Linked DNA regions of Homo sapiens: region 1 is linked to region 2. A link is a contact called in ENCODE Hi-C or POLR2A ChIA-PET data. All regions are on one chromosome and are shown on one strand. The core of a region is the stretch at or near the end of the contact, and the rest is flanking DNA. Distances in the headings are between cores, read along the strand shown. Region 1 has its middle 58 kb from the start of FLRT2. Region 2 has its middle 25 kb from the start of SNORD3P3.

The links. Hi-C counts contacts between places; a loop is a spot of excess contacts on that map. ChIA-PET counts read pairs that join two places held with the same protein, here RNA polymerase II (POLR2A).
Region 1: a map of Caco-2 shows a loop between it and region 2 (2.5-fold over the local background). The contact joins two enhancer-like sites. A Hi-C loop is called at or near these places in 1 of 168 maps with a recorded cell type or tissue (Caco-2). POLR2A ChIA-PET finds 5 or more read pairs at or near these places in 1 of 52 experiments (activated T-cell).

Annotation. Positions count from the first base shown.
Region 1 is chr14:85,470,575-85,473,681 of GRCh38, forward strand. No RefSeq gene overlaps it. Among named protein-coding and RNA genes, the nearest start is that of FLRT2, 58 kb to the right of the region's middle. Within about 2 kb of position 1,342, at least 3 of the 41 ENCODE cell types and tissues checked have a DNase peak (open chromatin) inside an H3K27ac peak, as active enhancers do.
Region 2 is chr14:85,295,019-85,298,136 of GRCh38, forward strand. No RefSeq gene overlaps it. Among named protein-coding and RNA genes, the nearest start is that of SNORD3P3, 25 kb to the left of the region's middle. Within about 2 kb of position 1,578, at least 2 of the 41 ENCODE cell types and tissues checked have a DNase peak (open chromatin) inside an H3K27ac peak, as active enhancers do.

The DNA.
Region 1 (3,107 bases), core at 92-2,591, 180 kb after region 2:
AAGCACTCTCTTCTTCTGGGTAAGTTTTAGGGCTTATCCAATTTCATGCCAAAGTGGGTAGAAGCAGAAGAATATTCTAAGCACGGAGAAACATCTAAACAAAGTACAGATGCATGAGCCTGTGTATTCAGGGCACTGCAAATTATTGTTCAAAATAAATTTTTAGGCTGGGCGCGGTAGCTCACGCCTGTCATCCCAGCACTTTCGGAGGGTAAGGCGGGTGGATCACCTGAGGTCAGGAGTTCCAGACCAGCCTGGCTAACATGGCGAAACCCTGTCTCTACTAAAAATACAAATATTAGCTTGGTGTGGTGGCGGTGCCTGTAATCCCAGCTACTCAGGAGGCTGAGGCAGGAGAATCACTTGAACCCAGGAGGCAGAGTTTCCAGTGAGCCAAGATTGTACCACTGCACCACTGCACTCCAGCCTGGGCGACAGAGTAACGCTCTTTCTCAAACATATATAAATATAATAAAAATAAATAAATGTTTAACTATCATCTTGAAAGCTTCTGATTTGGAGTTTTTACTGCAGTTACAATTATTCACAGATAGTTCTTATAAAAGTTCATTTCATGAGTTTCTGAGTTTAGTGTAACTTAGTTTGATAACATCAGGAGAAAAGAATGGTATCCTCTAGGAGTTTACAATCAGAAGAGAAGAAAGAAATATTATGTCAATGTGAACCAAGAAAGACAAATGTTTTGAATGTCTGAGTCAGTTTACACATTACAGCAAAATGTGGCATTTGCAGGAAAATCTTTGGGGGAAAAAAAAGAAAAACCACAACAATCTAAATTATCTTCTCCATTTCCCAAGGCATCTGGGCCAAGTTTTGTATTTGATGAAAATAAGTCCAATTCTGTAACTTCTGCTTTTGGGAGAATAGGCTGAGAAGCATGTAAAAAAAAAAAAAAGAAAAGAAAAGAAAAGAAAAAAAGAGAAAAGCAAAGTCTTGTTCTTCTTACTTCTCCTCTTCCCTCTGTTCTTTCTCTCCCACCATCCCCTTCTTTGTGTTTTTTAACAACCAGAATTAAACATTACTTAATCCCATCTGGGAGCCATAGTCATTTTTCAAAATCAATTTTTAAAGACATTGTTGTCATATGTTTACCGTCCAGGTGTCTACTTTCTCAAGGTAACAAAAAGGTTCACAAAGATTCTTATCTCAAACCGATAAACAGATGCAAACAGAGCCGGGACTATCTGGGCTACCACAAGGCCTGTTTGACTAATTGCCCTGATAGATCCTTCTCCTGATGCCTAATGTTGTTATTGCACCCAGCATAGCTGAGATAGCACATGTTTAACCCCTGACCCTCCAGCTGCCTGGACCATGCCGCTCTGGAACTAACTATTCTCCATCATCACTTCCTCCTCATGGCAGACAGAGAGAGAGAGATCTGTTTCTAAGCAAATAGCAAAGGCTCTGACCCCGTCATGAGTCACCAGTCTGTCTACCCACTTCCAAGATTCCCCTTTATGTATTTATTCAGCTTGTCAGAGTTCCTGGCCAAAAGGATAGTGATTTTTGAGTTAAATGGGATTCATGCTAACTCTGGGAACAGTAATTTCATAAATCTGAGATGTGTTAAATGGCCTCTATAAGCTTCGTATGAAACAATCCATCTCATTCTATCCTTTTTTAAGGTAACTTTTTATTCAATAAAAATGATAAAATAGCAAAAGACACAGAATAAATAAAAGGCAAATATTCCAGGGCCATTTATTACCATGTAGGGAAATACCTAATTATTCTGTGCCTTAGGGCACTGATTTATAATTACTATAAGACAGGCTAAATACTATTAGTAACAGCAGAAGTGAGAAGTAAGTGTATTTTATCTAAGATAGTTCATCTTTCTCTTATAGCATGTTTCATAAGTCTTATTCACAGGACTTAACACTGGTCAAATTTTAACACATACTGCCAACACATGGAAATTCAGCTTCTGATCATCCTGGGTAAGTTTTGCTGTGCAAAAATTTTACATTATACCACATTGCAGAAACATTAAGCAGTAATAGCACAATAGTAAGCAACAGTTCTTATGACCATTTGGGTTAATTAATGAAATTACATTGTCTGTATGAAAAGGCAGAAAATAAATGGAGAAACAGAAAGGTGTAATCTTTATGGAGTATATTTGAAAGTCTGTTCTTTTTTTAATATCTGAAAAACTTAAGCAGACATGAAATATTATAGGCTATAATGCTGGGGAGAATAGTCCATTCAGATATACATTGCATTTTAGTTTTCACCAAACCATTTAACATAGAATCAAAACACTGTGGCTAAATTATAAAATTGCTTCTATCTTTCTAACACTTTGTTTAATCTGGTCTAAAAACTAAAATGCAATGTATATCTGAATGGACTATTCTCCCCAGCATTATAGCCTATAATATTTCATGTCTGCTTAAGTTTTTCAGATATTAAAAACTTGTTTTGTGAAATCAATTCCTGAATGCTAATGTTATTATCAATCATCATAATCCTTCTCTCATAATAAATTCTTGATACTTTCCTCTGTCCATTAAGGAAGCAGAATCGTAAAATATTGAGTGCATTGACAAGGTATTGTAGATTACTGAGAACAGCAACAATAACAAGATAAATACTCAAAGTTTTTGTGTCTTTGGAAGTACTTTAAAGGGAATGTAATACAGAAGGAGTCCTTGACATCAGAAGATGGTCTGGGTTTAGCTTCATCTACATAGCTGCAAGCCCGAATCTCAGTTTTCTTTCAAATGGGGTTAATGAAACCTTTCTAACCATCTTCTGAAGTCTAAATGATGTAAACTGCCCAGCACAGTGACTAAAATTTTTAAAAAGCAAAGGCTAGATCCATTCAAAGTCCCTTCTTGCCTTTGCTTGTAAAACTGACTAAAGATTCCACCTTAGTCCAATTTACCTTCAAGCTACTTTGAGAATAATTTAAACTAACTCACACAAGTTTTGGAAAGCTTGATTCATTGGGAGGTAGCTTATCTTCTAAAAATAAAAATTTTAAAAACTAATGTTAAACATTAACAGGTACGGCTCAACTAAAAGATAGAAAGAAATTTAGGTGAATTTCTAGAAGAAATAAATTCATTTATTAGAAA
Region 2 (3,118 bases), core at 328-2,827:
TGAAGGTTTCTTTGTCACGTAAAACTTATATTAAACCAATGTGTGTGCTTTTTTCATTATAGTCTGGTTTTTTTGCTATAAGGGCCTTGGCCATGAACCCAGAGATGGGTAAGGAAAAGAAGTCTTTTCTCCCCTACAGGTGTCACCTGTATGGAGTTTTGTGAAATCTGTCTGTCAGAAAAGCAGAGTAGCTTCCCTACAGTCAAAATGCACAAACAGAAATCATATCCTACAGTTCAATATCAATACATTACATGAACTCTCTCACAGTATCCTACAGAACTTTAAATATTCCTCTACTGTAGTAATTATTGAAGTATCTTTATATATATATATATTTTTTTTTCTCATTCATCTGACACTCACAGTCAGAATATGAGTTCCAGGGGAAAAAAAACTCTTACCTCTCTATCTGTTAATATCCAGTAGAGTACACAGCAGTTTGCTGAAGCGGCTTTTAGTGTAGCAAGCTGATCATCTGGAAGAGATTTACAAATCCTGAGCCAATAATAAAGCTAAGTGACCTGGATAGTGTAGGCCCAAGTTGGGGGAATGAAATTGCAAAGGGGTGAAGGGGCCTGAATGCACCATTTCACAAAATCCAGTTGCATTCATTCAGCAAATATTTTCTGTACATCAAATATTATTTTCACATAGATGAGGAGATAGCATTACTTGTGTTGTCTCATTGTCAGTAGTTGACACAATCTTCCTCTTTTACTGTGAGTTGCTGAAGCCAGGGACCCAACTTAACTTGGCACTCTGGGGAATCCTTTATGATGAGTATCACACCTTCTACGTTTCATTAGAATTTTTAAGACAGTGGTTTGTGGCAAAAAAAAAAAAAAAAAAAGAACAAATACACAAAACGTTGAAGTGAATCATTAACATTATTTTCAGCTGATTGTTGGGAATACAGTGAAATAATAGATTATGGCAGAACTTAAAAATGCTTAGTATTAAGATATTTCAAATACAGCAGGACATGGCCAGGCGCATTGGCTCAGTCCTGTAATCCCAGCACTTTGGGAGGCTGAGGCAGGTGGATCACGAGGTCAAGAGATCGAGACTATCCTGGCCAACACGGTGAAACCCTGTCTCTACTAAAAATACAAAAAAATAGCTGGGTGTGGTGGCATGCACCTGTAGTCCCAGCTACTTGGGAGGCTGAGGCAGGAGAATCGCTTGAACCCGGGAGACAGAGGTTGCAGTGAGCCGAGATCGGGCCACTGTACTCCAGCCTGGTCAACAGAGCGAGACTCCATCTCAAAACAAAAACCAACCAAAAAGAAAACAGTAGGACATATGCTTAAAATCATTAAGTTAAGCAAAACTGAAGTGTGGAATAATATTATATACTTTACTTAGGACTGATTTCATTCATCTATGTTTCTGAAAAGAACAGGAGGTTGGGAGTGACTGGCATGGCATAGTGCTGGTTTCAGTCTATAACACGTTATTGCCAGACTTTCCTTTGTTTGCACTTCCTTCTCTCACTATAGGCTATTTCTTAGCTCCTCTTCACAGGAAAGCTCCTCAAGAACTGTGTTTTCTTCCTTCCTCTGTAGTCACTGACATTGAAGCCTTGCCCTGCATAGAAGGCCAGTGACTCAGACCTGCCTACTTCCCACTATCTCCTCAACACACTCATAAAAGCGTTTGTTGCCACTCCACTGAAAAGGCTTCAACCAAGGTCAGCAGCTGTTTACATTTTGCCAGATATCTGCTACATTTAAGGCAGATAACCATTATCTCAGACCAGAATGTCAAAAGATGTACTTAAAGTGGGTTGCTGAGAAAAGGGCCTCCTACTCTCTTTTAGATGCTATAACTTTACAGATGGTAGAAGCATTGATATTACACATTTTGAATCTAAAGCAAGACCTCTGCCTCTATAGGCCAAACAGAGACTGAGGATGAAGTTAAGGAAGAAAGTATGTAATGATGTTTTATGTTAAAACTTTAAGATACTGGTGTATTAGGCAATTCTTGCCTTGCTATGAAGAAATATCTGAGATTGGGTAATTTATAAAGAGAAGAGGTTTAAGTGGCTCATGGTTCTGCAGGCTTTAGAGAAAGCATAGTGCCAGTATCCACTCAGCCTCTAGAGAGGCCCCAGGAAGCTTACAGTCATGGCAGAAAGCGAAGAGGAGCAGGCATGTCACATAGAAAAAGCAGAAGAAAGAGATAGTGGGAGCGGGAGGGGTCACAGGCTTTTAAATGACCAGATCTCACGTGAACTCAGAACCGGAGCTCACTTTCCACCAAATGGACGGTGCAAGTCATTCATGAGGGACCTGCTCCCACAATCCAATCACCTCCCATCTGTCCCCACCTCTAACACAGGGGATCACCATTCAATGTGAGATTTGGGTGGGGACAGATATCCAGACTATATCAACCTGTTTAGTCAAAAACCATAGAAAATAAAGACATAGGTAAGCAACAAGTTGGATATATATTTGTAATATAGAAGGCAGAGTGTTAATGTTTATATAAAGAGGTCTTAGGAAAAGGACTCCAAATCTCAATGGGAGGATAAACAAAAAATCCAACTGAACAATGATCACCCAAAAGAAATACAAATGGTACTTGTTCAGCTTCACAAATTTAAAAGTGGAAGATAAAATAACCGTAGGATGCCAAGATTAACATATTACATTGGCAGTGATTTCAAACATTTAAAAACTTCATGTAGTGTACGACTTTCTGTTTCTAAGTTATTTTTCTTAGGATAAGGGCCTCCAGTTTCATTCAGGTTGCTGCAGAAGACATGATTTTATTATTTTTTATAGCTGAGTAGTATTTCATGGTGTGTGTGTGTGTGTGTGTGTATGTGTGTGTTTGTGTGTGTGTAGAACATTTTCTTTATCTAATCATTCATTGATGGACACTTAGGTTGACTCCATATCACTGCTATTGTACACAGTGCTGTCATAAACATAAAACTGCAGATATCTTTTCAACATAATGATTTCTTTGCCTTTGGGTAGATATCCAGTAATATAATTGCAGGATCAAATGGTAGTTCCATTTTCAATTATTTCAGAAATCGCCATACTGTTTTGACAATTATTAACTAAAATAATCAATGAGCTAATTATTAATTAAAATAATC